2 separate regions of the Mus musculus genome follow, and region 2 is linked to region 1. The links are chromatin loops, found by intact Hi-C in ENCODE. Cell type or tissue: gastrocnemius. All regions are shown on one strand. Links, peaks and the distances in the headings refer to the core of each region. The heading gives the core; the rest is flanking DNA.

Region 1 (14,832 bases), core at 3,209-11,208:
TTAGCAAGCCCTGAGTGAGCACTTATAGAAGAGTTCCAGGCCCCGTGTAGCACCAGCAAAGCAACAGCAAAGGTAGGCAGATCTCCCACATGGTGTCCCGAGAAACTATGCTCAAACACGGATGTCCCTAAGGTTAGATCCTGGGCCCTTCACTTGCTTGGCGAACGTGACTAATTAGGATTCTTCTTAAGAGCTGCTAAATAAATGATCCTCACCTTCAGGTGAGTCTTTGAATCACTGCTCTAAGAAGCACTTCTGCCAGCAGAGAATCAGCAGGTGGCAGTCACCCGGGGCATCCCTGCCCCCTGGGGCCCCCTAGCCATCAGGGTGGGGTTGCTGCCTCCTGGATGGGTGCCGCAGCCAAGGATGTTTCTCAACCATTCTGGGGATCCTTTTCTTCCAAGGAATCCCCAGCGTTGGGGGAGTGGGTGTTTTAGTAAATGGAGAGGATTTGGCCTCCTGTGGGCGTGCGCAAGCTTTTATCAGTCATCCTGCGGAGTCTGACTCTTTACTTATTGTGGTTTGTATGGGGGTGGGGCAGGGGCAGCTCAGCAGGGAGGCAGGAAACACCTGACACCGCTGGCCACTCAGTCTTCATCACCTGTGTGAATGGACTAACCAATGGACTAGCCAATGCGATTCCAGCCTCGTGGCAATTCTCTTCTTTGCTTTTGTTTAGGATTTACATGAGATTCGCCCTCAGATCCACGTTGATCCCATGCACTCAGCGACCCCTCACACCGTCCCTCTGGCCAGGACTTGCCTCCCTCCCCGCTGCATTCTGTGTGTACATGCCCACACTTCCAAAGCTGCTCCAGGACCTGGGATTCTGCCAACCCTAGCCAGCAGCAATCCAGCCCTGCAGTGCGACGCTAGAGACCATCCCCACCTGGGCTGGCTGGTGGGCTGCTGGCCGACACCCTGCACAGACACGTAGGGCCAAACCTATGTGACTTAGAGCTCATCCCCTCCCCCTAGTGAGACTGATGGGAACTGGTGGCCCTGGAGTCCGCTCTATCATTAGTGCAGTGGCCCAGCTTGGGGCCTTAGAAAAGCGTAGTCCAACCCACTTTCCCCCTCTCCAAGGCCTTGCATCACCAGGCACTTTGCTGGGTGCCTCCCTTGTGCCTCCAGTTTGGGTGTCTCCTGACTGACAAGGTCTTCAAAGCTTGTCCCTTTTCCGGGCTCAAAGATTGGCTGGAACAGTGGAATTGCAGGAAGAAATGCCTTCCTGGAGGGCCTGGGACAGGGGTGGGGACCGTAGCAGAACAATCCCCGTGGCTCCAACTTCACACGACGATGACTCTCCCCTCTGAAGGGTAGGCCCACAAGGCTCATTTGTGCTTGGAGTCCTCTGCCTCCCTGACCCGACCGGTCCCCTCACAGGGTCCAGCCTCATCAGCAGTCCACACCTTTGTTCCTGGCTCCATGGCAGATGACAGGTGCCTCTCTGAGTTTAGGTTCCACTCTGTAGAGTTGGAGCTCTATGGAACCTCTGGTACTAGAGCTGGTGCCTTCCTTGACTTCCAGATTGTCACATTATCCTGTATAGTGCCTCCTACCTTTTCCTCAGGCCACTGTGTGCTGAGGCACACAGCGCAGGGGGAGAGCCATGACCCACACCCCTTCTCATGTTCCAGAGTTCTGGCTGTGAACTCCTTGCAGCAGCCCCACCCCACACCTTCGTCCTTTAGGCTAACTTGACTGGGCTCGGTATTTGCAGGGAAGAACTAAGACATGGAACATCTGCCTACGATGACCGGCTCGGTGGAGCTTGACTTCATTTAAGACATGGATCTGTTGCACAAGTCCTAAAGCTGCTCTTAGCCTAAAGAGCATATGAGATTACTGGTACTTAAAATAAAGCCAAGAGCTGGGTGGGTGCATGCCTTTAAAAAAAAAAGATTTATTTATTTATGTATATGAGTACACTGTAGCTGTACAGATGGTTGTGAGCCTTCATGTGGTGGTTGGGCTCCGGTCAACCCTGATTGCTCTGGTCAGCCCTGCTCCAGCCCAAAGATTTATTTATTATTATAAATAAATACACTGTAGCTGTCTTCAGATGCACCAGAAGAGGGCACCAAGTCTCACTAAGGATGGTTGTGAGCCTTGGTTCTGGGATTTGAACTCAGGACCTTCGGAGGAGCAGTCAGTGCTCTTACCTGCTGAGCCATCTCGCCAACCCCAGGGGTGCATGCTTTTAATCCCAGCACGGCAGAGGCAGAGGCAGAGGCAGAGGCAGAGGCAGAGGCAGAGGCAGAGGCAGAGGCAGAGGCAGAGGCAGAGGCAGAGGCAGAGGCAGAGGCAGAGGCAGAGGCAGAGGCAGAGGCAGAGGCAGAGGCAGAGGCAGAGGCAGAGGCAGAGGCAGAGACAGGTAGATTTCTGTGGGTTTTAATGCCAACCTGGTCTACATAGTGAATTCCAGTACAGCCAGAGAGAGACCTTGTTTCAAAACAAACAAAACAAAACAAAACAAAAATATGTAAAAACATGTCCACTTTTTTCTGCCCAGGTTTTGCCCCCAAAGTGCTGGTCAGGACACTCCAGTTGTCTGTGCTGCTCCTGGGGACAGCCTTTCAGCTGCTGCTACCCACCTGAGGTGGACCCAGACCCCACCTGCATCACTGATCCAGAGAGTCACTATGTCACAAGTTCCTCTCCCACTCACCTCTGTTCCTATCTCTAGCCTGCTTGCTTCTTTGAGGGACATTTATGCTGCCCAGAGTCAGTATCCCAGTCTGAAGAGGATGGTCCTGTCCTGGTCTGCCACGTCTGTCCAAGTGGACAGACTGGAAGAAAAACAGGTGCCTAGACTGAGAAGGCCTGGGACAAGGCTAGACCCCCTCTACTGAGAACAGACTCCTTCAAGTTGCCCTCTGACTCCACACCTTGTGCAGTCACACATGGACAGAACTCACATCTATGACCGAGTGGCCTTGATAAAGGTTGAAGGATGGAGACAGGCTGCTTGATGAAGCAAGAGCAGAATTCTTGGCCAGTTCTCCTCTTTCGTTTTCCTGGCACTATGAGTTTGGACCACGTGACCTCAGCCAGTGTCCTCGCCCTCTGTGAGTCTGAGTATCCCTGACTGAAATGGGTCAGGCCTGTTTTTCTGTTCCCTGCCTGTGGCCTGCTGGATTTCAGCTTTTCTCAGTCTGTCCTCTCAAGGAGTCCTATGCTGCCCTGATGCTACCTATGAAGCCCTCTGAAGGCTGCAGCCCTGCCTCTAAGGAGCTTTTTTTGTCAAAGCCTTGCAGTTCCCCAACTCTGGCCTGTTACCTACCTCACCGGCAGCTGCCCTGAAAGGCCAGATCCTTCCAAGGAGTGGGGAGATAGGCTGTGGGGGGATCAGGAGACTTTCTTGGGTCATACAACCACTCCTGAATGTCACTTGTGTGACCCAGGAAGTCAAGCCACAGGCTAGGTGGGGCAAGAAACAGGAGACGGGCAGGACACATTGCAATTTGCAGTGTGGAACGGTGACTTCCTTCCCTTAGACTTGATCCTCCAGAGTCCTTGTGTAAGCTAGCTCGTGTCTCTGCCCCTAGCCTTGGCCTCTGAGGGGCTGTGTAGGCACCTCTGTCCTAGACAGGAGTGGCCTGAATCACTCCCGGGTCTGAAGCAGAGCACTGCAGCTAAGCAGCCATAGAGAGCAGTTTCTTGGAAGGAAGCAGGTTCCCTGTAAAATGGTTAGGCAGAACCCCCACTTTGGCAAAAGGTATTGTGTTAGGAACTACCCACATTCCAGAACCAGGTTCACCCCCAATCTGCCTTCAGCGACTCAGTGCCAGCAGCCACATCATCACCAGCCAAATTCTACACATTTCCATGAGCTGTGTACCCTTCAGAAAGCCCTGCTACCACCTCCCACCTGTCTTTTTCTCTCATGTCCCTACACAGAGCCAGCCCCCTCTCCCACATAAATCCGTTGCATGATGTGATCTTTAAGGCATTCCTTGGCCCTGATCTGCCAAGACACTCTAACACTTTGTTGTCCAAAACATGCTAGAATCCAGAATGGTCGAGCAAACAAAATCCCATTCTTACTGTGTACCTGCAGAGCATGGTAGATGGACCGGGCTATTGGGTCCCAGTGTGTCACTCATGGTCATGTGACCCTGTAAGTTCCCTCCCTTGGCCAATTATTTATTCACCTGTGCAAAGGGGACAGGAAACAGGGTCAGTGATGGGTTGCAAGGAGTTTATGAGACTCCACAATCCAGTGTACAGAGAGCCCTTCTCTGTTTTGCTGTTTTGCGTTGTTGAGACAGGCTACACATCCCTGGCGAGCCTCTAGAGCAGTGTATGCCTCAGCCTCCGGAGTACATAGAGTAAGAGTGTTCAGGCCTGGTTTTGTTTTGTTTTCTCAAAAGAGTTTTTAAATTGCCCCCTTTTAGAGACAAAGTATCATTATGGTGCCCAGTCTAGCCTTGAACTCACAGACTCAAGGAAACCTCCTGCCTCTGCCTCCTGAACACTTAGACTACAGATACCTGGCAAGGCACCGAGCTTTTCCTGCACTCTACACAGTCATTCAACTATCCCTGCAAAATAAAATCCACCTGCTTCCTCTTCAACAGACACTCATGACTGAAATCTCCTCGGCTGAGTCCTGATGTCCCGTGGTTAGAGCCCAGGAAGGGAAACCACTTGACTTCTTCTTACCTGGCCCCAGCCTTTTCCCTTGAAGATCTGTTGATTTTCAAGGTCAGTGCCCTGTTCGTCCCTGGTCTTTCTGTCTCTGTGTCTCTATCCCCTCTGTTCTCTAGTGAAAGCATTACCATACATCATCTGAGCCAGGGTCCAGCTGTAGGGACAACAGCACAGATTCTCTGAGCAGATCACTTTAAGTGGCAGTGACAAGGACCCTGAGCACGGCCTTCTGGCTCAGTACACGTGCTACACATAAGAAAACAGGCTGTGGCCATCTGAGCAAGCCCCTTCATGTCACCTGCTGGGCCACACAGCTAATCGTCTGAGTGTCGGATAGTTTGCTACGGGCGGCACTTCTGACTATGGGCCATGTTAGTAGTGGCTTTGGTGACTTTCTGGAGACCTGAAGTGTTAGTTAGAAGTCAGTTTGCTGACGACTGAAGCTGGTTATCCCTAAGCTTTTTAAGACCTGAAAAAGGGTGAGCCACGAAGGCCTTGTGGTCCCTGACACTTGCCCCTGAGCACCTAAAACCCCAGTGCCTAGAATAGGGCAAAGAGCATCTTGGTCCTGAGAGCAGCCTGATGAGTCCATGCTGATGACCATGACCTTGGCTGGCAGGCTGACGCCTCCTAGAGCCTGTATCATATCTCACTTTTCTGTTGCATCCATCCAGGCCCAAAGGCCCCAACACTGCTGTCGCCATCCCACCAGAAGTGTCTGGCTCAGGGTCTTGGGTCCAATGTGGTCCTTCTATTGGCCATAGCTTCCCAGAGATGGGGAAGGTGGAAGGTCACATGGATACCCTGGTCTGGACCAAAAGATCATACCTTCTTTGCTGCAAACTGGGAGCTTGTTCTGAGGGCCCTTCCTCCCACGGCTGTGTGGACAATATTGTGGAGTATATTAGCAGTGGAGGGAAGTTTGTGGAGGCTCTGTGGGAAGTTTTAAAAGCCCTGTGGGGTGGGAGTCTGGGTACTGTATTATTGAGGACATGCCCTCCTTTCCTTTCTTGGTACTGGGGTGCAGGGAGCACCTGCTGCACTTTGCCCTCGCCCCCAACCCTTCCTGGAGCAGGGCCTTTCCTCTTTTCTCCTAGCCCTAGAGAGAGGGGTCAGGTCATCCAGGAGTCCAGGACTTCCCTGAGTTTGTCTGGCAAAGGAAAGAACAGACAAGAGGTGGGGGACCCTGGAATGTTTGGCACTTAGGCAGAAGCAATCCAAATCTCGAGCCATTGGAGGGAGGCCATGCTGCGGATGCTTAAGCACACTGGCATTCATTCATTTCAGTGGTGCAACCCTCCGGATTTGGGGGTGGGGCTTAGGAATGGTGTTAGCAGTGCACAAAGCTCAAGTGCATGTGACTCGAACATAAAGGTTTCCATTGGCTCTGGCCCTAGTAGTCCAGATGTGGTCTCAGGACTGGCTTGATCAAGGAGCTCTGGGTGCTTCATCACTCTTCCAAGATGCCCTGAGTGTGACTTTCTTCTCAGGCTGACTTCCCATGAAGGGACAACTATGGCAATGGTTGTCCCAGGTACGTACCTCCTACTCCCAAATATCCTGACCAGGAGGGGCACCGTTGGAAACATCTTGAAGGCAAGAGACGCTTTTCCTCAGTTAGCTGGCCTCCCAGCTGCCTGGCTTGGGTCTTATGGCCTCCTGGATAGAATCCTGTGTGTCCTAGGGTGCTGGGTACTGGTTGATGTGGTTGAGAGCTCTCTTCTTGGACTGAGCCCATCCTGTAACCGTCCAGAACTATCTGAGCTAGACATGGGGCTGGCACACTGCTGAGTCCTGGACTGTGTTTCAGGTGGGGCACCACCAGAAACAGGGGAAGTGAGAGTCAGGAAACTAGGTAACCAGTCAGGAGACAAGAAGACACTAAGGAAGTACCCACCCCATCCTGAGCCTACGCACACAATGTTCACAGGTTAGGAACACCCAGGCACCAAAACCTCAGAATTGGGAAGTAACCCAGCAGGAAACTGTCCCCTCCATTCTGTTCCTCTGTAGCTGGAGAGCAGGGGCCTGGGTTCTGTTTGGCAGAGGAAGAAATACTGGCTGACTGGACCTAGACAGCAGGTTGCAGTGGCGCACTCTCCCACCAGGGGGCAGTACAGTAAATAAACATGCTGGTTTTGCTGAACAGAAACTTCAATTACTACTATCCCTGGAAATGGTAGACACCACGTATTTATCCCTGTAAAGTTATGTGTAAATTCGGCTTTAAGGTACATATATTTAAAGTTATTAAAATGCTGTTTTCTGTATTGTATGCATGCTGTTAAAAACTGTGCGTAGAGGGGCTGGAGAGACAGAGTAGCAGATAAGAGCACATACTGATCTGGAAAAGAATGAGTTTGATTCCCAGAACCTATGCTGGTCAGCTCACAGCCACCTGTAACTCCAGCTCCGGAGGGGATCCGATGCCTCTGGCCTTCTTGGGCATATGCAGTCACATGCACCATATCGACACACACACATGTATGTATAATGCTTTGGGGCTCTATAGTAAACTCAAACATCTGTGTCCAGCAACATAAAGGGAAGGAAGAATGGCTAGAAAGAGCCCCCATGAGACATACATGCACTGATTGTGGCTGTGGGTGAAGCCAGGCTGGCTTTCCCATCTGGACCCACTGAAGCAGTTTCCACAAGTCTTGGGTGGGAAGTGTGAGCCCTAGAGCAATGGTCTTAATACCATGGACACAAATACTGTTGTGGCTGAGAGAGAACCCCTCTACCTGAGATACATGCAGAGATGGGGATGGGGCTGCACCTGGCTGTGCTTGGCTGTGCCTCCACCCATGGCACTACATGGGCTCGGAGCTTGATCACAGTCACTGAGCAAGGCTAGGAGCAGCATCGACTCCATCTTTCCGCACTAATTCTTAACCCGAATGTCCTTAGTGCTGCCCTTCAGATCTTTCTACAGAAAGCTTTTCCTGAGAGGACTCACCAAGTGCTCTTTGGGGATCTGAGCCTTTTGTTCCTGGAGTTAAAAGGCAAATGAGCCAGTCTCCTGCCTTGGTTCTCTGGCTCCATCCCTAACTTAGCGTCAGCTTTGTCAGAGAATGGCAGCATGGCATGCTTCCCACCTGTGAAAGCTCCAGGAGGTGTGGGAAGCCAGGAGATCACCCAACTCCACCACTCGGGCTTCCAGGTGGAGGCGACAGCTGGGCTGACCCCTGAGCACCAAGCAGGAGCCACCTGCATGGAAGGAAGAGGCAGGTGGGGGCCTTCGGCAGGGTGGCTGATATGTATTGTTAACAGATGCCTTTGGCTTTCTGGTGGAGGGATGGGAGACCAGGAACAAAGAGACCAAGAGGAGGTGACTGTGGCCACCCAGAAGAGATAGGACTTGGACCAGGCCTAAGCAGGAGCAGGCCCAGAGACAGGAGCTGGAAGTGGGACCTAGAATTGTGCCAAAATAAATTCTCAGATGTCAGGGGCACAAAAGTGGTAGCCGGTGCTAGGATGAGGTGTGAGGAGCTGAGAACAGGCTATGCTCAGCCCAGGTCTAAGCGTAGGCACCGGGAAGCTGAAGAGGTCTTAATCTGGGCTCTCTGGAGAAACCAACTGATATATACAGATGGAAGGGTGGGTGGGTGGTGGAAAGGGGGCACGGTGGGTGAGTGGATGAGTAGATGGGTGTGTGGGAGGGTAATCAGATGATAGGTGAGTGGGTAGAGAGGTGGTGGATGGGAAGCTGGGGGGTAGGAGTGTGGGTAAACATCGGGATGGATGGATGATGAGTGAACAGTTAGGTAGCTGGGTGGATGAATAGCTGGATGCATGGGTGGTAGAAGGATGGGTGGGTTCAGTGTTTGCCCAAATGAGGAGGGCAGAATGAAGAGAGGGGTCAGGGCTGGAGAACCCAATGACAGGGATAAGAGAGGGTCAGAACAGAGGGAGAACCAGGAGCCTACTGGGGCCTGCTGAGACAGCAAGTCAGATAAATGAAGAAACGTATCCACTACACAGAGGCACACAGGGTTCCCAGGGTATGACAGAGCAATTGGGCTGGGAGGAGCAGATGAGTGGTACCCAGGTGAATGAAGGCTGTACAGGGCCACAGTAGGTGTGATGGCATTTTAGAGCAGGACTGTAGCCACTCTTTGCTGTTTTGTGAGCTCTTCACTCATTATCTCCCCTAACATTAGATAGGAGAGAAAGAAAGATAAGGGGTGGGGGAGAGAGATTTCTGAATCTAATTTCTTTCTGTTTCCTCTTTACTTGTAGCTGGTCTTTACTACTTTGTGGTTCTCACCTTTATCTCCTCCCCCAACCCAAGTTTCATCCCCATCACTAGATAGGAGAGAAAGAAGGATAGAGGGGAGAGAGATAGATAGAAATTTCTGAGTCTAATTTATTCCTCCTCCTCCTCCTTCTTTTTCTTCCTCCTCTTCTTCTTCTAGCATGACTACTAATAAAAACCCACAACCAACCATCCTGAACGACTAACAACCACCCACAGGGCTCTAACATTTATATAGTCTCTGAAACATTCCCAGAATTCCAACCGTCACACAATCACAGAAACTGCAGCTGGCCAAACCACGCCTCTGTGAGAGCATGAGGCAAATCACAGTCAGCTGCTGTGGACAGTCTGGAGTAGCCCCATGTCTATCCCACACCTAGCATTAAAATGGAAACATATTCTTATACTATTTCTGTGGGGTTTTTTTTTTTTTTTTTGTTTGTTTGTTTGTTTGTTTTTGTAGAAGAAATCTAAATTCCAGAATTGTCACTACAGTGGAGACTCTGGGAGGCAGACAGCCCAGCAGAACAGGCTGTGGCCTTGGGTGCTTCTGGCTTTCTTTTTCTTTTTCTTTTTGGTTTTTCGAGACAGAGTTTCTCTGTGTAGCCTTGGCTGTACTGGAACTCACTCTGTAGACCAGGCTGGCCTCAAACTCAGAAATCCACCTGCTTCTGCCTCCCAAGTGCTGGGATTAAAGGCATGTGCCACCACTGCCCAGCTATCTCTTTATTTTATTTTATTTTTATTTTTATTTTTTGGCTTTATTTTCATAGTCAGAAATCAGAACACTTCTCTTGACTTTTCCCTGGCAGAACATTTGGCATAATCACGGAGCCACATGACTTCTGCTCCCAGTGGCTTGGCTAGAATCTGTATAAGAAATCCTGGCAGAGATGGCCCTGTGATGTCACTAAGGGAGACTGGCCTTGTTCATAGCCTTGGTGAAACCATGGAGCAGGCACACTCCTCACAGGGACATCATGGTATAACAGGAGAAGGCACTGGGCTGGAGAAGCCTGGAGTGAAACATGCAGAAAAGAACTCAGGGACAGCATCCCCATGTTCCACAACATGCATCCCCTGAGATGCATTCTCTGCATGAAAGAGGGGGCACTCTTGGCTCACCCAGGAAAGTCACTGGCTGTCAGCCTGTGATGGGTGGCAAGTGATCAGAGACTTGGAGTTGCTCAGTGACACCAAGTCCAGGCTCAATTCAGACAAGTCCTTCCCAGTTCCCAGGACAAGAGCTGATCTTTCCACCAGGGACATCTGTCTTCTAAGATGCCACCAAGCTGTGTGCCCTCCTCATGGTCTTTGAGTAGGTATGCCAGTGGACACTGGGACATGGGTCTGGGAGAGTCCAGAGGATTCTAACTTTGGGGACCTGGTTCTGGTGATAGTCTCTGTTCTCACTCTCTGCCTCCTGACCCAGAAGCCTGTTCGCCTGCCTATCCCTTCCCAGGGCAACAGCCGCAGCTCTAGAGGGACTACAGAGTCCCTTGTGGAATCTGAGAAGGAGGCCTCATATGATGAGTTAGTTGAGTTATGCCTCTCCCCAAGACAAATGCTAGCCCCTGCCTCCCACACTGGCCTCTACTCTTCCTGCTCTGTAGAGGAGCAGCATTTCCTAGGCAGAACTGGCCTGGTTTCCTTGCTTGAAGCCTTAGAGGTTTTGCAGTGCCTAAGGGCAAGTGCTGTCCTTGTGGTGAGCCTATAGCCTGTGGTTCTACCTGAATTCAATGTGGACGCTTTAGGGATTACCTCTAGTCTCCACCTTTATAGCCCGGTGTCTCCGCTCTGTCTCCATGACTTAGGTCAGGACCACAGTTGGCTTCCCACACAGGATGGCCTGTGTGTCCTGTTCCATGATTCCCTGTCAACAGGAAGTGAGCTATGACATGCTGACACAGCAGTGAGCTGACTCGTGTCTGACTTGTGCTCCCCCAGAGTTCACACACTGAAGGTCTGGCAGTCAGAACCTCAGTGTGTCATTAGTGTGTTAGTTCTCTTGTTGTTGTGATAAGAGTACACGAGAGATACAAGTACACGGAGAGATGGCTCCACCAGCAAAGCGCTTGCCTCACAAGATGAGGAGCTGAGTTCCAATCTCCAGAGTCCATGTAAAATGCTGGGTGTGGTGGTGTGTTCCTGGAATTCCAGCAATGGTCTCAGGACAGATGAAGACGGGAGAGTCCCTGGGAGATCATGGGACAGGAGTATGTGGCAAGGTTCCAGGGCAGCAGTGCTCAACCTGTGGGTTGCACTCCTTTGGGGGGGGGGGCCAAATGACCCTTTCACAGGGGTCACCTAAAACCATTGGAAAACATAGATATCTGCATTGCGATTCATAAAAGCAAAATTCGTTATGAAGTAACAACAAAATAACTTTATGGCTGAAGGTCATCACAATATGAGGAACTGTATCAAAGGGTCACAGCATTAGGGAGGTTGAGAAAGACTGACCTAGGGTGATAAGAGACACTGTTTGAAAAGGTGGAAGACACCTTACGACTGACATCTGAAGTCCTCCTCTGAGCTCCGAATATACTGTGCACGTGCTGGGCACCCATCTCACCCCCAACAGCAACGTAAGGGAGGAAGGTTGTCCTGGTTCACAGTTCAAGGGCAAAGGGTAGAGTCCATTATGGTAGAAAGCCATGGAGTAGGAGCTCCAGGCAACTGGCCACATGGTGTCTACTACCCGGAAGCTGGGGAAAATGACAGCTGGTGCTCAGCTCACTCTCTCCTTGTTAATCCAGATGGGCACTGCACATGGCACTGCCCTTGTTCAAGGTGGTACTCACCACCTCAATTAAAATCTCTGTGAACGGGGCTGGCGAGATGGCTCAGTGGTTAAGAGCACCGACTGCTTTTCTGAAAGTCCCGAGTTCAAATCCCAGCAACCACATGGTGGCCCACAACCATCCGTAATGAAATCTGATGCTCTCTTCTGGAGTATCTGAGGATAGCTACAGTGTACTTACATATAAATAAATAAATAAATCTTTAAAAAAATGTAAAAAAAAAAAACAAAAACAAAAAACCTCTATGAACACCCTCTCACACCCAGGGTCTTGTCTCTGAGCTGGTTGTAGATTCTTCCAAGTTTGCTTCATTATTAGTCATCACACCATGTGACTTTTGACAAGGTTGTCCAGGATATGCAGGTTAAGATGAGGTGACTAGGATGGACTTCAACCCACACAGCTAAATCCCCACGAGAAGGGGACACACACAGAGGCAGAGCAGAGCATGAAGAGGAAGGAATGCCCCTGATCTGCCAGGGAGAAGGGTCCGGGACAAATTATCGCCAGTCTCAGAAATGGCAACCCTCCTACCTTGAACATCCATGCATTAGGTTTGGGAGAAGACACACTTCTAAGGCACTCAAGCCCATTGTGGTGTTTGTTACCCAGCTCTCACCGGCCAGTTCACCCAGTGCTTGCTATGTGCTCCTAACACCTCCCCTGTTTCTGCTGCATGAGTCCAGTTCCTCCAGTGGCCAACAGGTTGAGGCCTCATGTGTGTGCCATTTCTCAAATGCAGCCTTATGCTCTGCCTCTTTCTGGCGTTCAGGCCAACTGTGTGTCATGATTACTTAGTGAAAGAAGATGCAACACTCTACTGTATCTATACATCAAGCAGGAATTAGGAACAGTCTGGACTGATGGACGTCATCCCACATCCTTGCATCTCCCTTTTTCTGTCCTGTGGGAAGAATTCATGTGAGCCAAGGTTGGCCTCGGCTGTCTGCCCAGCGTGGAGACTACAGTTCTTTTCCCCCTCTGCTCAAGACAGGGTTTCTCTGTGTAGACAGACCAAGCTGACCTTGAACTCACAGAGATCCACCCGTCTCTGCTTCCCGAGTACTGGGATTAAAGGTGTGTGTTGCTACTACCCGGCTGTGGCGACTATTTTTTTGAGAGCGAGCAACGCAGAGAAGTGAGTTGGCTGCTGTGCTCGCTCCTGGTTTCACATGGCAAGGCTTTAAATTATTGAGTGGCTGGAAAGGCCCGTAATGACATCCTATTTCATTTGGTTCTCTCCTGGGCTGTGAAGCAGATCAATACCTCAGCTAGATGTGGGGAGCACAGCCTAGACTGGACCTCCTTCTGCCACTGCTGCCTTAAAGGCAGGAACTCAGCTACATTTCCAGACCCGTACCTTTCTAGGCCAGGCCCCCGGCGAGCCACTCTGCCTTGCGGCACCTTCTCCAGAGTCACTTGGAGCGAAACCTCCACAGACCCGGGCAGAGGCCAGGAGGCTGGGAGGGGTGCCACAGGTCTGACCTCTTTCCTTTATGGAATGGAGGTGCCAATGGAGTGGTGATGTGAGGGAAATGTCACCCCACAGTTCAGTGGCCTCTTTTTTCCAGAGGCCCCAGAGGTCTCTGGAGACCAGGACATATGCCATGATCCCTAATATGAGGAAGACTTAGGATCACCTGGCAGTCTTGATGCTGGTGGCAGAGCCAGGCAGGAGGTGGAGGTTGAGACCCTGAAGTGACGTGGCAGTGGTTGGCAAGGCCCTGGGTGTGGTGGGCACTGACTTAGCAGGGCTCAGGAGAGGCTGCCACAGGGAAGAAGCTCAGCAAGGGCCCACAGACCGAGCCTGTGCTTTCCAGAGTAAGCATTCCTGACGGCCAGGGGCAGAGCTTGACAAGGCATGGTCTGGCAGGACAGGCCCCCTGCTCTGACCATTTACTCCATAAGTGGCTCTTAGATTCTTATGTCCTTTATAGGTAATGACAGATTTGGGAGGACAAGTACTGATGACACATGGCTCACTCTCTCCCAAAACTGTCTGGGTACATTCTAGTGGCTGCACTTAGCAATAGCAAATGCCTCGGTTTCTCTGTCTATAAAATGGAGATGATAAGACCCTTGAGATAATGCATAGAAACCATAGGGTTTGGCACAGAAGTATCTTAGCCCTGCTGTGACTGCCTTGCCCGGCTTGGCCCTTCGGGTAGTTTCAAACCTATTATCCCTTACTCCACCCTGAGCCAAGCTCCATCCATGTGAGGTCCATCCAACTCTGGCTGCCATTGAGGTCCCTCTGCCTTATGAATAGCCTCAGCTCCCCCGTCTCACTCTTCTCAAACCTGCCACACCCCACTTGCTCTCCCCAGGAGGCTGATGCTAGGGGCTCCACCTGATAGCCTTCTATACTTCTGGGGATTTTGTATCTTCAAAAGGAAGTAAATACTTTCAAGGTAAATGCTCTTCATTTTGAAGCAATGCAAAGGGCTTCATGCATGGCAGGGGCCTGGGCTTGTCCCCTGGGCACTGATGGAAACACCTGTGTCCTAGGAAGCCTCACGGATCTCAGCCATGAGGGAACTTCCTCTGAGACATGGCAGGATGGGCTGAGCTTGTCAGCTGCACTGTCAGATTCAGATGTAATCATCAGCCGCCTCCTTTGTCTCCCTCATCTTGTAGCTCCATGTTTCCAGGAACACACTCAAGTTTATAACCTGAGTTTATGCCTGAGAGAAAGCAGTGATTGGCTTGTGATTCTCAGAACCAACTAGGCCACAGGCCAGGAGCTATGTATTTGCTCTGTGCCTCATGCCATGGTAACCTACATTCCATAGTCAACAGTTAGGATACTCTCCTAAAGGTAAGAGTGACATAGCACCCTTCGATGTCCCTAAGGCCAGGTGGGGGTTCTGACAATCCTGTCCTGTGTCCTATGCACCCTGTCCCCTTCTTGTTGGCTTTGGGCATCATTTTGTCTAGCAACTCCAACATCTTGGCCTGATAATACAACAGGTTTCTCCAGATCGCAGTCTCTAAGCTAAGAGAATACTGGGTCAGAGCACAGGGGACATGTGGATGTTCTTGTCTTTAAATGTTCCCTAATCACAAAGAACACAGATCCCATGAAAGGCAGTCCTGTATGGATAGATCCTC
Region 2 (14,832 bases), core at 4,248-12,247, 68 kb after region 1:
AGAGAAGGACTGGAGGTGGTTGACAGGATGTCCACTCTCATTTCAGGCTGCCCTTTCCTCCTGGGGACCGTGTGACCTTCAACGGGAAGGAGTGTATGTGCCAGAAGTGTTCCCCACCCACATTGCTGGGCAACAGTGCTCACGTGGCCCAGGGCCTCCGGAGTAAGTGTGACCGGCATCTTCTTTGAGCACGACTACTAACAAACTGGAACCACCCTCCCTGAACAACCAACAACCACCCACTCCACCTATCTGTGTCCTAGCATTTATATAGCCTCTGAAAATTTCTCATAATTCCAAATGTCTCACAATTGCAGAAACTATCAGCAGCTGGCAAAACCACGCCTCTGCCAGAGCAGGAGGCAAATCACAGTCAGCTGATGCGGAGCAGCCCCACATCCCCACACCTGAAACTAAATAAAAAACATAGTCTTATAATATTTCTGCACTTTTTAAGGAAACCAAAACTCCTAATTCTCACTACAGTAAGGGGCTAAGCAAGAGGCCCAGCGTCTCCCCCATGTCCTGCTTGCATACACAGAGGCCTGCCCCCATTTGGAGGGATCATAAAGGTCTCCAGATCTTGTTAAAATCCGTCTGGGAAGAAAATCATCCCTCACAGAATGTGGCTCAGCACCACATAAAACCCTGCATGGTTCAGTGTCCCTGAAATCCTAGCACTTACAGGGTAGAGGCAGGAAGATCACAAGTTCAAAGCCATCCTCAGTTGTAGTGAGTTGGAACCCAACATGTGCTACCCACATGTTGTGTCAACAAACAAAACCCAAAACTGTCTATACTGAGCACGTGCAAACATCTTCCTTGTCCTGATTCCCAGGGAGTGCAGTGTGGTGACTGCTCACTTTGTATCTGTGTACTCCAGATAGCACTGGTCAAAGACGCTTTAAGCATGTGGGAGGTGTGTACTGATGTGCAAAGGCAATGCCTCCCACTAGACAGGATTTCAGTGTTCAGGGGGTCCTGGAACCTAGGCCTGGATACTAAGAGGCAGTATACCCACACTGGCTGTATATACACAGCATGTAATATACGTATACACCCTGGAACAGATACATGCATATGGGATACACGTCCCCACAGGTACCCCTGCATGCTCATCCTACACCCCCTGCCTGTTCCGATTTGCTGATAGCTCCCACACATCCTCCAGTGAATGACAAGGGCCTCAGTGTAGCAGCTCCCTGTGTGGAGGGACTAGCTGGCTTAGCAGAACAGGGTTGGGACATGAGGCCCAGGGCCCCCAGGAATGTGGAGTAGGGCTGGGCACAGCTGAGAGAGAAGAGGCTCCTGGGAGCCGGATCAGGGCTCAGACCAGGCTACTACCACGCAATGATAAATGCTGGTCTTCATGGATGCCGTGGGGTTCAGAGAGAGAAAGCAGAGATGAACAGGACAGATGCAGAAGATGCTGTCTGGGTCTGGAATAGGCGCCGGAAGATTAGGGGTCAGAACAGAGAGCAGAGGGGAAGAGATCTCAAACCCAGTGGCCCCAGATAGTCAGAGGAGGATATGTGGATCAAAGAGAATCCCCACGAGGGGGCTCTAGGCAGGTAAGGGCAGAGTGGAGGTGAAGGCTGGGACTCAGACCTCTCCAGGAGGGGACTCCAGGCAGGTGGGAATGTAGGGCCAGGAGGAGGAGGGGCAAGAGAGAGTGGGGCTCAGACCACTCCAGAAAGGTTGAGTCCCTTAGGTGAGATGCGGTATTATGGTTAGGTTTACCATTCTGTCTCCAGCTAAGGATGGGTTTGGGGTTGTTTTCCCAGGTTTACACCTGATCATGCATGCCACTCTGCAGTCCTAGGCCAGCCTGGACCCCAGTGCACCCTGGTGTGACATGATTCTGTGCCAGTCTCTTAGGAGGTTGGGTCTCATCTCCTCCGTGGTCTTCCAGTCTCCAGCCTTGGCTGCATAGGGTCAATACTCTTCACACAGGATCAAGCCCCACCATGGGCTACACAAATGCTCCCTTCAACTGCCAGACAGGGTCCTTTTAGTACACCTCTGTGTCTGGGCCTCTCCTCTAGGGCTGCCCTGGGTGAGTCTGTGGGACCTAAGATTCTGAGGGCTGAGTCCAGGTCATGCTGAGTGCCCCTGGGGGTTTTGTGGGGCCCTGCAATACGAGGCCTCTGGGCCCACACTGAAGGTATCTGTGTTTGTTCTCTGTTCCAGGTTGTGGGGGCTGTGGCTTAGAAATCAAGAATGGCCAGGCCCTGGTGGCTTTGGACAAGCACTGGCACCTGGGATGCTTCAAGTGCAAGACTTGTGGGAAACTCCTCAATGCAGAGTACATCAGCAAGTGAGTGTGGTGGGCAGAACCAGCCCAAGAAGGTCTTGCCTAATGCTGCCGGTGGGGCAGGGGTGTCCAGTCCTGGCGCAATGACTAGGACCCCATAGCCCTCATCTTCTTTCCCAGTAGTCCTGCTGAAGTGGGTTGTGTTCTCCAGCTCTGACATCACAAAACACCTGTCTCTCAGCCAGATGTGGTGGTGCACGCTTTAATCCTAGCACTTGGAAGGCAGAGGCAGGCAGATCTCTGAGTTTGAGTCCAGCCTGGTATAAAGAGTGAGTTCTAGGATAGCCAGGGCTACATAAAGAAACCCTGTCTCAAAAAGCAACAAACACACACACACACACACACACACACACACACAAAGCACCTGCCTCTCTGTTGCAGAATGTTGCCACCTGCTTGGTGCCTGGACATTCCGATACCCTGTGGGGCACATAACAGCTGATAGATACTAGCCATAAGGACTCATGGAGCTGGCTGATCCCATGGGATGATGGGATCCTACAGGCAGATGCTCTGATCTACAGAGATGGACTTTGGGACGTCTGCTACCCACTTCTCAGTGCTCTCCCAGCATGTTGTTAAGGGTGTCACAGTGCCTGAGGAGGAGCAAGCGTTTGCCAGAGGCTGTGGGACCATGTCATGAGCTGAGATATATTTTAACCCTGGGATCAAGGAGGTGAGGCAGAAGGTCCCCACAATGTAAGTGAAGTGAGTTAGGTTGGGGTGGGGCTTGGAGGAGCTCCCCCCACAAGCATAGGAAAGTCCTCTTCCATGCTTCAAAATTGGAACCCACATAGAGGTTGAATGGGTGGAAAGGTTCCCTATATGATTACAGAGAGTGGAATGCGTGTGCACAAATGCATGCACAGACTTGCACACACACATGCACACACATATGTACACATGCACACGTGTATGCACATATACACATACACATGCATGTACACACATGCATGCACACAGGTGCACATGCATCCTTTCATGAATGCATACAAACATGAACACATACATGTAACATGCATGCACATCTACACAAATGTCCAGGAGCACATGTGTAGAGTCTCAGTGGCCAATATGTTCATGCTGTCATCTAGATTGACAGTATATTCTGTCAGCAGGGGCTGAATAGCAAGTAACAGGGACCTCTCTGTGTTCCTGTTTATAATACCAGGTGACCCATTGATCACAAAATGAAACATTGTCCCCAAACCAAAATGAGGTTCCTTTCATTCAGATGGATGACTCTGTAAAGCCTGACTCCCCTGGCCTCTGTCACAGCCACACTGTGGGGAGTGACTCAGGCAGGCAGAGCCTGCTATGCAGGCCTCTTTGAAGAAAATGGCAGTGTTGCCCCCCATCAGGTGCCACCCCACACAGGGCGTTGGTGGCTCACCCACACCAGCATGTTACTTAGCAGCCTCCAGAACTGAGGGGGAGATCACATTGGTGTTGCCATGGAGATGGTATCTAAGAACTTCCTGGGTTTGCTGTAGCTACATGGGCTTGTGGGGGTCTCCCAGTCTGCATCCTCCCTCTGGGAGGCACCTCCGAGAGTTGAGATCAGTGAAGGAAAGACACTGAGGGGCACCCATCCCCGGAACATCCATTCTAGGGCATTGTGAGGGTCCAGGCATTGAGAGAAAGAGTGTGGTACCCAGTTTAAACCCTGACAGCCTTGAGTCTGCTTGTCCTAGCGGGGGGAAATCTAGATAGAGTTCACAAGAGCTGCAGCCCCTGCAGTGTGCATGCTTTGTAGTGGCAGGTGTCCATCCTCCTGTCACCTCCACACCAACTCCTGCTGGGTGGTGACCTGTGACTGAAAACAGCCACAGCTAGCAACACCAGTCATCTTGGGCACTGACAGTGCTTTCCTTAAGCCTGTCCCCAGCATCGCCTTGTCTTAGGACAACCTCACTCTCATTGCTCCCGTTTTACTGTGGGAAGGGCTGATGTCCGGTGGCGTTAAGTAACACACTTGGGACATGGTATTTGGGTCCAAGGCAGTTTGCTTGTCTCCTCCCAGTGTCCCCTTACTATCTTGAGTGTGGCCACCTGCAACCTCCTTGCTCCTCAAGCCCTTCCTTCCTCCTGCCCTATCTCCCTACCTTTGCGGCCCTTCATCTATTGCTAGGCTCACAGTGCCGAGGAAAAAGAATAGGTAACTTAGGAGATCTCCTGTCTGCACCGTCTCTCCATGATACTGGGCTGATGCCTAGCTCATTTAATACAGAACAGAGTCAGCCATTCTCCTGAGCACAGCTTCCAGATGTCTCCCTCCACACCGACACCTGCTGTACTGGGTATTCAGCCATACTTGAGAACACAGGCACAAGGCAGGCTTTACCCCAGGGCCCTGTGTTACCTACAGCCAGAGGTGCCCTGTGGCCTTCTGTTTTGTCGCACTTGCTGCTGGGCTTTAAGTCACCCCTGCACCCTTGTCCTCAAGCGGGGAGGTACCCTTGTTTTGCACCCTCTCTGGCCCCTGGTCAGAAGGACCTGGGAGGAGAGCCAGGTCGCTGACTTAGCACCTTTCACTTTCCGGGCTGCTTCTGTTCCTTATCTCAGTCTCTGGAGCCCTCCCTCTCTCCTCTATCATCCAGTGGGCAGGAGGGCTGGCCCCTGTTCCTCTGTATAAATACATGGGAAGTGGGTGGTTGTCATATATCTCACATGGTGACAAATGAATGCTACCTGCCCAGGAATTGTCCCCTCAGAGTAGAAGGAAGCTACCCTGTCTCCATGTTGATGGGCAGTTCTCCTGCATGTTGGGGGCCAAGTGGGTGAGCCCATGCCCTCCTGACTTGCCTGTCTCATTTCAGGGACGGGCTGCCCTACTGCGAGGCTGATTATCACAGCAAGTTTGGCATCCGCTGCGACGGCTGTGAGAAGTACATCACGGGCCGGGTGCTAGAGGTGAGAGGTCTGTGGCCGGCCGGGCTGGTGTGCTCTGAGGTCTAATCTCAGAAAGAGCTGAACCCCTTAGCTGTCCCTCCCCTGTGCTCAGAACCCTCAGCACACTGTCAGCCTGTTCTTGTCCACACAGAGTTCATGTTGACATTTAGCTCACTCACCTGTAAGCGAGTGTCATCATGTGTCGCACACCTCCTCGAGTGGGACCTGGGATGTGCTAGACTGGTCCTCTTGTTAGGCATAGCATGGTAAATAAGACTACAGTGAACAGCTTCTTCCCAAGGCTCCGTTCGTGCTCCCAATCTTCCTTCAGATAGATCCACAGAAACATGGATGTTGGGTCAGAACTGCAAACGCTTGAATGGTTCATGGCAGTCACTGCAAATTGCTTGCTTTTAGGTTAGAGCAGTGCTTCTCGCCCTTCCTAATGCTGTGTGACTCTTTTATACAGTTCCTCGTGGTGTGGAGACCCCAGGCCATAAAATTATTTTTGTCGCTACTTCATAACTGTAATTTCGCTACTGTTAGGAGTTTGAATATCTGATATGCAGGATATCTGACATCCAACCCCTGTGAAAGGGTCATTTGACCCCTTCCCAAAGGGGTCGGGGGAGACCCACAGGTTGAGAACCACTGGGTTAGCGTCTTCTGACCCTCTCCCTCTCCGGCCTTTGCTGACCTAGATCTAGAAAGGCTCTGCCTTGCCCCAGCCCTGAGGCAGGCTGGCAGTTCTGCCTCTCTTTCGTAAGCTTTGCTTGCCTCTGCACTGTTGGAGCGGGTCGTGTAGTAAGATTATGACTTTGGTCTCCTGTGTGTCCTGTGCGTCCCGTGAGTCTTGTCCTGGGTGCGGAGCACAGCTACTACAGGCATATCCTGGATCAGGGCAAAAGACCAACCTGTCCCGTCCCACATAAGCCTGGTCCTATCCCCCTTCCCCTTCCCCTGCTTCTCCCTCCAACTGCCCTGGACTTTTACTCCGCCCAGGAGCCTTCCCTGTTTCCCTCCCTGAACAAGACTTCCTCCTCAGTGGTTTTTGTTTCCATTATTTTTTATTCTTTTTAAATCAGGGTCTCATGTAGCCCAAGGCTGGCCTTGAACTTGCATAGTTGAGGTTGACCTCCAATTCCCAGATCCTCCTGCCTCAATGCCATGTGCCCCCAGGAGCTTTTGAAACAGCTTAAGTGGTGCCTATTAAAAAGAGCAGCTGCCAGGATCAGGGCCCTTGGGACAGCTGCAACTGTAACAACGGTGTCGTCTCACCTCCCTAGACAGCCCACCTGGCCTCCCTGACTCTCTGGGTCCCTCCCCCTAGCACACTGAGGCCTGCACTATGCCATCCCACCCAGGACCTCAAGCTCAAGAAACCATGTTTGTACCATGTCTGTCTTCCCTTACAGGTCTGAAATTCCTGCCTCCCCCTATACCTCAGCACCCGTGCACCTTGTTGGCCACATAGCTGTCCCTCTTTCTTTGAAGTAAAGAAGAGTCTAGAACTCAGCCAGGTGTGGGGAATCCCCCAGCAGAGCTTCACACCCACTGTCCTTCTTAATCTCCTGACCTCAGCCAGATAGCAGACCTTGGTTGGCATGGTAACCTAACCTTGTCTCACCAAGTTGACTCTGTGGGCTCAGGTGGGGGCATCTTGGAACTGTCTCTGCCATTGCTGCAGTTTGGGAACCTGGGTCACTTCACTGCCAAGGCTGGCAGACCCTCACTAGCCTGGGTGGGCAGACCCCATCCAGTACTGAGAACTGGGCTATGAGAGAGTTGGCTTGTGAGGCTTGTACTTGACACGTCTTATGTCCCAGCTCCGAGTTGCCCCAGGACGTCCTTGTGAGGCCACTGGGGTCCCCATGTGTGATGAGAGTAAGGCAAGCACATGACCTCATCTGTAGCATGAGCATCCTTATTGTGTGTCTCTGGGCCAAGTGCTGTGAAACACTCTGTCTAAATAGTGTGCTGGTGCACTCTGTCTTGACCTTGCAAAGGGGCTGTCCTAGCTGACAGGACTTGGACAGTTCTGGTTTTCCTCTACATCCTACAGTGGAGGAGAAAGGCCTTCCCTGGGAGTTGCATGCTTTTGGTTTTGCCTTCTCTGGGGGCGAGTGTGCTGCAGTGGTGGTTAGCGGAGGTGGCGCAACTGAGTTGTCGTTCTGCGGGCTCTGCACAGCTCTGAGCATCCTCCTGGCGGGTGTGAGGTGGGAGCGGCGGGTGGAGACAGCCAGCTCTGCAGAAGGGAGCCTCGCTGCAGCAGCACTGCCTGAAGCTGGCCCAGGCAGGCAGATGCCCAGCTGGTGATGCTGTGTTCTCGGGAAGCTGCAGGGACCAGTGACTTGCTGGAAGAAAGAAACAAAGACAAGAGTATGGAGACTGGCTGGGGCAAGGGTGACACAGGCAGGCCGTCCAGTCTCCTGCGCTGAGAAGGACTGGAGACAGACCCCGTGCAGGTAGGAAGCCTGGCAGAGCTGGCAGAGCTGTGCCGAGCCAGGTGGGTGGGCTGCTGGCGGTCCCTGCAGTCTCTCTTGCCCCCAGCTGTCCTCTCTGTGAAGCCCAAGTGGGAGCTTCCTGTGCTCCCCCACAGCAGCCTCATGTGTGCTGGGACTGTGTCAGGCAGGCATGGTGCCATCTTAAGCTGTTGGTGCCAACAGCACTGACTGGGAAATGTGTGTTCCTGGTGATGGAGGGTACTACTCCCTCTTCTTGTCCTCCGTCACTTCTGTCACTCCGTCACTCTGTCCTGTGTGGTCACAGGAGGGGACTAGCAGAGATGGACAGGTGAGAGCAGAGGTGCTGTGTGGGTGATGAGGCAGAGCTCACGCCTGGCTACAAGGCTACAGCCCCTGAAGTGGCTGAAGTCGACTTGTAGAGAGCTGCAGTTTGCCGGAGGATTCATGAAGCATGTCCTTTGGAACTGGCTATAAGAGAGAGGTGTGGGAGGGGCTTGTCCCTGACAGTGCTCAGAGCCTAGTCCTTAGCTGCCACCCTATTCCCTCTCACTGCAAAGGTGGGGGTAAGCATGGCATGGGGGTGTAACTTGTTTCCACTCTCTTAGCCCAGATGCCACCATGGTTTGAAGCTCACTTTCAGTGCTGGTTTATACCTATGGCTGTTGCCATGGTAACATGAAGCCCAGGGCTCCTTGGGACCACTAATTAATTCCTTCCTCACTTCTCCCCTTCCTCCATTCCTCTTTTTTTTTTCCTTCTCCATTCCTGATATGAACTCCTATGAGACTCACCAGGTCCCACTGTGAGTTGGGGTCGCACTGTGAATTGGGGTCCCACTGTGAGTTGGGGTCCCCACTGTGAAGGATGTCTACAGGAAAAGAGGCTGTCCAGGCTGCTCTGCCCTGGGTCAGGGAGCCACCCAGACATTTGTTTCTGAACACCATCCCCTGTCATGACTGGTGTTGCTTTCGCCTCTCCACTTTGTATTCCCATGGGCATATTCCTCGGCGCTCCGTAGGCATGTGTTCTTTACTACCAGCAGAGAACAAACTGTTTTCAAATAGTTGGGAGCATTTGAAAGTTGCAATGACGACAGCATCTCAGGCCCCTAAAACCAGTGTGCTTATTGTAAAAGTGTTTGCAAAAGACATACTGGCTTATGTTAAACAAACAAAAAATTAACTCCAATGAATGGATACCTATTCGGTATTTAGAAATGACCTTTTTGCATTTTTACCTACACATACACACACACACACACACACACACACACACACACACGGGGGGGGGGGCAACCCACAGACTTACCCGTGAATACATTACCTAGAGACACACAGAAAGGCACAGGCATACAGCATGCCACATACAAGCACACGTACACAGAGATATCGGCATATATTGCATTCAGACAACACATAGACACAGACACAGAGATGCAGGCACACATGTATATACCACTATAGGCGTGGGTCCTCAACTGTTCCCACACATGTTTGGCCAGAACTCTCTGTCCCCAGGGAGTACTTATGCTTGACCATGTCTGAGGTGTACCTCAGAGCACCTTTCATGGATGCATCCCTGGGTGGGCCCTAAGAGTGGACTGTGGGTAGATGACACAGCTTCCCACGATGACTTCCTAAGTGAAGCTGATGGTGAGAATAAGGAGGGCAGATGGAGATAGGAGCATCCAGCGGGCCTCATATGTCAGTATTGGGTCCTGAGAAGTGGGGAGCCAGGGGTGTTAAAGGGGATGGGCACAGGGACAGAGCCAGAGTCTGGGAAAGGACTCTAGACCTCCAGGGCTATGCTGGGCATGCACTAACTTCGCTCTCCCTTTGAGAACAAGTGGTTCCCACAAGGTCTTGGGTAGAAGACCCTGGGGACCCAGTGCTACCATGACCACAAGGTACCCCTGGGCTGCCCGGCACCCGCTCTGGTTCTTTGATTCCTTGCCTTGTAAGTTTCATTTTCTCTTTGCACCATAGCAATTAGGACTTTGAACGTCTGGATTCAGTTTTCGGAATTCACAAGAAATTTGCAAACCTGGCACAATGGTACCCTCCTGGAATTCAGGAGGTAGAGGCGGGAGACTTACAAGTTCAAGGCTAGCCTGTGCTACCACGTGAGATTATCTCTACAGACCAAAGGCTGGACTATAGCTCAGTGGGAGAACAGTTGCCCAGCCAAGGCAAGTCTATGAATTTAACCCCAACACTATAAAAGTAAGCAAAAATAAAGGCATATATACTTTTGAGACTGGCTAAGGAATGTCCCTAGATCCAAGCAGCCACCTGCAGGCCCAGCTCTACGTCCCATGGTGCAACCAAAGGAGAAACTAGGGACAGCCTTGGGTGTGGGAGGCTCAGTCAGGAAGGTCTGGGTTTCTGCTGACCAACCTTGAGGCTTGCTCCAGCCTGCAAGGGAGGAGAGGCAGTGTCTCAGGACAAGAGGTTTCTACCCCACCTTAGTACCACTGACCCTTTCTTCAGGGATGCTGGGGACTAGTCTCAGAACCCTGCCTGATGTCCTGGCCCTGTGGGGCTGCAGGGGCTCCATGTCCTTCTAGACCCCTTACACCTCCATTGCCGACTTTGGTGTTTTTTTGCTAAAGATAGCAGTTGCTTGTTGGAAGGCATAAAATATTTTTCTAAAACGACACAGTGCCAAAACCTTTTGGGCTCCAGGTGCACTGTACAGATCTGAGCCATCTTGAGCCCCAAGCAGATGAGAGGCTAGGCCATCTGCCTGCTGGGGATCCAGGGGTGGTGACACAGATGTTCAATGCCAAAAAAAACCCACTCTTGATGCTTTAGGCCTTCCTGGGGGAAAACCCCATTTTGGTCAATAACTGGAAGACGCCTCACTGAGAGAGAGACACTGGGCCATGATGTCAGCAGTGGAGAGACTTACGTTTGACTCTGTAGGCCTTGCTGGCTTCCTATGTTCCGTCTGGAGAAAAAGGAAGACGGGGGAGGAGGAGGAGGAGGAGGGGGAGGAGGAGGAGGAGGAGGAGGAGGAGGAGGAGGAGGAGGAGGAGGAAGGTGTAGCCATGAGTCAAAGCTCTGTGGTTCTACTGCAGCCTCTGTTTTATAGTAGGGGACACTGAACTCCAAGACCCATGTCACATAAAGTAAAGGCCTCAGGCAGCAGTCATGCCCTGACTTTTGCTGTGACCTGGGATGGGTCAGGTGATCCCATTTGAAGGCTCATCCCCTCACTGGGCTTCACAGCCAAATTGTGTTCTCTATGATACCTAGGACGCAAGCCTTCCATTTTATCTTCCTATCACAGATGGATTGCTCCAGAACATAGACCAGTTTTGAAACATGGCTTGGCTGTCATCTGCTATGCTCTACAGATGAGTGGTCCCCAGCATGAGTGAGAACAATTGTCTCTCCCAGCTGTGAGGCTGAGAATGACTGTTGTCATGTAGTCATGATGTGTGGTCAGTGGGGGAGGGGCGGTGCTGGGAGCAATGGCTCACCTTTGGCTCTGGCTTGGGTGTGGGGCTCTGTAGTATATTAGGGACGTGCTGTGACCATAGGGGAGGCACCTACATAGAGTAGGTAGTATGTGGTCACCTCCCCTTCACCATGTCCATTACCCTATAGTACTGGGTATAGGAACTGACCATATGGACAGCGAGGACGTGTGGAGCCCATGCTATGAGTCCCTGAACCAGCAGGAGCTCAGCCACAGCCAGTCTGTGCGCTCTATGACTGTGGCACCGTCTGGGGAGTCGTACCTGGTTCAGGCTGGGAGCTTGACAACCTGGCTAAAGCCTTGGCTCTGCCCTCCTAGTCCCCAGGCCTTGGGTAGGTCTTCTGGCTTTCCTGAACCTCAGTTTCCTCATCTAAGCAGTGGGTGTGATTGTGCCCATACATGACATGGCTGCGTAGAAATCTCTGGATTTGTTGCTGATATGTGACTGACAGTGACAAGAACCCCACCAGGGGCCAGCCTCTTCCAGATGCAGAGGGAGCCCAAATTGCAGTGAAGACCGCACTAAAACACATAAGCTCCAAGGCATTCCTCAGGCTTTTACAGTAGCACTGAAACCTCTCCTCACTAGTTCCTTAGCTTTTTCATCCCCTAAAGGAACCGTCCACATACCTCTGGTCCCTGGCTGCCTCTGTGGCTTTGCCTGTTCTGGGTGTTTCTGGAGCTGGCCTTCTATGGCTGACTTATTTCCTTCAGCGTTCACAGGCTGTCCACACTGTCGCCCCTATGGGTGTTTCCTCTGTCCTACAGCCATGCAGGGTCCTACAGATGGCTGTGCTGTACCGTGTTTTCTGCTGTGTATGAGTGAGCTTAGGAGCCATTGGCTAGCATGTGCCTTGGTGCTGAGACCTGGGCATAAGAGTCCTTGCAATATTTTGGACAGCAACGAGTGACTGTATAGTTTACATGGTGAATGGGCACGATTCTCCTCAGGCTTCCCACGCTCTTGGTTGTTCTTGTACACTTACAGCTATTTTGATGGAGACAAGATACCTTGTCCTCAGAGGTCAGGAGCTGGTTTGCAAGTTCTCACGACAGTGATATGTGACAGAGGCCATCTTTTTAGCTTCATTGTTTTCTTACCTTCTTTAGATGGGGATGGTCTAAGTTGCCCCATCCCCACCCCATGGTGTATAAAAACATGTGTGCAGGTGTGTGCACCTGTGTTCAGAGATGAGACAGGTGCCAGGTGTCCTTCTCTGTCACTTTCAGCTTATTCCTTTGGAACAGTCTCTCCACAAATCTGTCAGCCAATAAGCACCGGCCCTGCTCCTGTCTCTGTCCCTGTCCTCTGTATTACCAGAGTTTCAGGAGCACAGGAGAGCATGCTCAGCTCGTTACCTGGGTGATGGCATCTGAACTCAGTTTCCTGTGCTTGCACAGCAAACCCCTTTAAGCTGAGAGATCTCTCCAGCCCGTTTCTTTTCCTTTTTTAAATGATACACATATTCAGTCTTAAAATAATAACAAAACAAACAAACAAACAATGCTTTGTTAGAGAGCCACACACTTCCCCCAAACAGAAACCAACATGTTACACAGACAGTCACAGGTTCTGTCCTAAGTTCACAGTCTGTTGTCACCTGTGGCTTCCCTGTCACATCTCTGGCTCTCCTATCCTGTGAGGCTTTGTTTCCTGCCAGTGGTTAGAACCTCCTGCCACTGGCTGCAGTACCAATGCTGCTCTGGGCCCACAAAGCCACCTTGGTTTCATGGTTCGGCCAAGTGTTAGGGAGCCTCCATACCACAAGGCCAGACCTTCTGCCTCCAAATTTTTCCCTTTGTGGGTCCAAAATATAGAGGTTGATTTTTGTGATTTTCAACCTTTATAGACATCACCAGTTGCTGCTGTTGCTGCTGCCACTGCAAAGCTTCCTCTCTGTTCCCCATTGTCATACCCACTCCTGCCATAGCTGTGCCCACAACTACCACAGCCTCTGCCTTCTCCAGAGTAACCAGGACCACCTCCCCCATAGCCACCATCACTACCAAACTCATTAGAGCCATCAACACTGACGCCATATCCACTATGGTCCTGGAAGTTTCCCCCATGACCAAGATTGTCATTGTCACCCAAGCTATCTGCACAGCCACTGCCAGAGTTTCCAGAACCACATGGGCCCACATGAAGCCCTGGCCATCTCAGGTGTTAACAGGGCTCACCTCTCAACACTCTCCGTGTGGAAGCCACTCTCATACTGACCACTGACAGTGAAGTGTTTCTGAACGACCACCTCGTTCACAGAGTCCTGGTCCTCAGAGGTGATGAGCAAAGCTGTCCCTTCCCCTGATGTCTGTCATGACTCCAACCACTTCACTTCCCCTTGCCATGGCTTTCCTCAGAGGCGGTCAGGGTGGCAGCAATGAGTGTTCCCTGGGGTTCCTCAGACATCCAGAGGTGGTTTTAAAGCCCCACTCAGCTTGTTTCCATACTTGTTCAGACTCTTTAGAAGTCTGACTTATCTGGGTCATGTCTTATTGAATGGCAGCAGCTCTTTACATATTCTGGATCCCATGCCCTTACTAGGTATGTGACTTGCAAAGAGCTACCCTCCCCTTATCCAGCTTGTCTTCTTAGCCTTCTGCCAGGGCCATTTGTCGAGCGGGAGATTTTGGGGGTTGCTCATGGTTTTGCTGTCCAGTCTAAGTCTCCATCCAGGTAAATGAGGGCTTTCTGCCAGGTTTTCATTGGATGGTTTTGCTGTTTTGATCTTGTAGTTAGGCCTTTCCGTCTGTTTATGGAACTCTTACACCTGGGTGAGACACATGGCAAAGAGTGGTCAAGTGCACCTGTTGGGATAAACTGTTTTGTTTTGTTTTGTTTTAAACATTGTGTGAAACTGTGTCTTTATATTTTCAGTTGTTAATTCTGAACTGGCAGGATCTTAGTATTGTCATTTCTATAGCCCACCACAGCCTTAAATTTGTAAATACTTGTCCTTCCAAATCTGCTTACATACTTAAAGGTCAAATAGTGCTCTATGCCTAAAGGCAATCTAGAATTGTATCTGAAGTTGTCTTGCTGCTGATTGGTTCTAATAAAGCTCTGAAGGCCAATAGCTGGGCAGGAAGGAGGAGGAGGGACTTCCTGGCAGGGTAAGAAAGCAAAAGCCAGAGATTCAGAGAGTGGACTTGAAAGGAAATAGAAATGGATTGCAGTAGAGTAGAGAGGTTTAGAGTTAGCCATATAGCTCTCTCTAAATATAGTATAGTATAGGTGGGTTGTGGGCAAGACACACATCTGAGGAAGTCCCTCTATTTGTACCTGGATATACTCAAATGACCACCACCCAAGCTAGGACTAAGACCACACCCAGCCTCTGCAGACGTCTTCCTGTCACCACAGGATAGCCACTGCCTCTAACAGTCTCTCTTACTCGGACCCTGATAACCTGAGTCTGGATCCTCCGTGCTGGCATCTCTCTCTCCTTACTGATCAGACAGTCTGCATCCTCTATTCTTTGTTCGAGGCATGAGGGTTGAGGGGATACGTGACTATGATCCGTACCCCAGAGTCAAGGACTTTTGGGTAGGGTTGGGAGCCCACAGGCCCAGTCTGAAACGTGTGCACTTAGAGGCCCCACTGGGCCTCTATCTCAGCTCCACCATCTGCTCATAGGATGATCTTGCTCAAGCCACCTTCTCAAACCTTTTATTTAT

Evidence for each region. A loop is a pair of places that touch in the nucleus more often than their neighbours do. Peaks named below come from ENCODE experiments on the same cell type or tissue, not always from the same donor. Only the 100,000 strongest peaks of a DNase experiment are listed, where the experiment ranks them.
Region 2: a loop joins it to region 1, with 2.8 times the contacts of the local background. A loop is called at or near these places in 2 of 42 quality-filtered maps.

Annotation. Positions count from the first base shown.
Region 1 is chr5:35,740,403-35,755,234 of GRCm38, forward strand. No RefSeq gene overlaps it. Among named protein-coding and RNA genes, the nearest start is that of Ablim2, 10 kb to the right of the region's middle. In gastrocnemius, for the core only: no CTCF peak of the experiment used is centred there; a DNase peak (open chromatin) is centred at 6,754; H3K27ac peaks cover 2,085 bases.
Region 2 is chr5:35,806,993-35,821,824 of GRCm38, forward strand. It overlaps Ablim2 (actin-binding LIM protein 2), which reads left to right. Exons shown (of 22, transcript NM_001177696.1): 4 at 47-162; 5 at 2,191-2,317; 6 at 5,134-5,227. Among named protein-coding and RNA genes, the nearest start is that of Ablim2, 57 kb to the left of the region's middle. In gastrocnemius, for the core only: no CTCF peak of the experiment used is centred there; DNase peaks (open chromatin) are centred at 7,510 and 7,768; H3K27ac peaks cover 1,256 bases.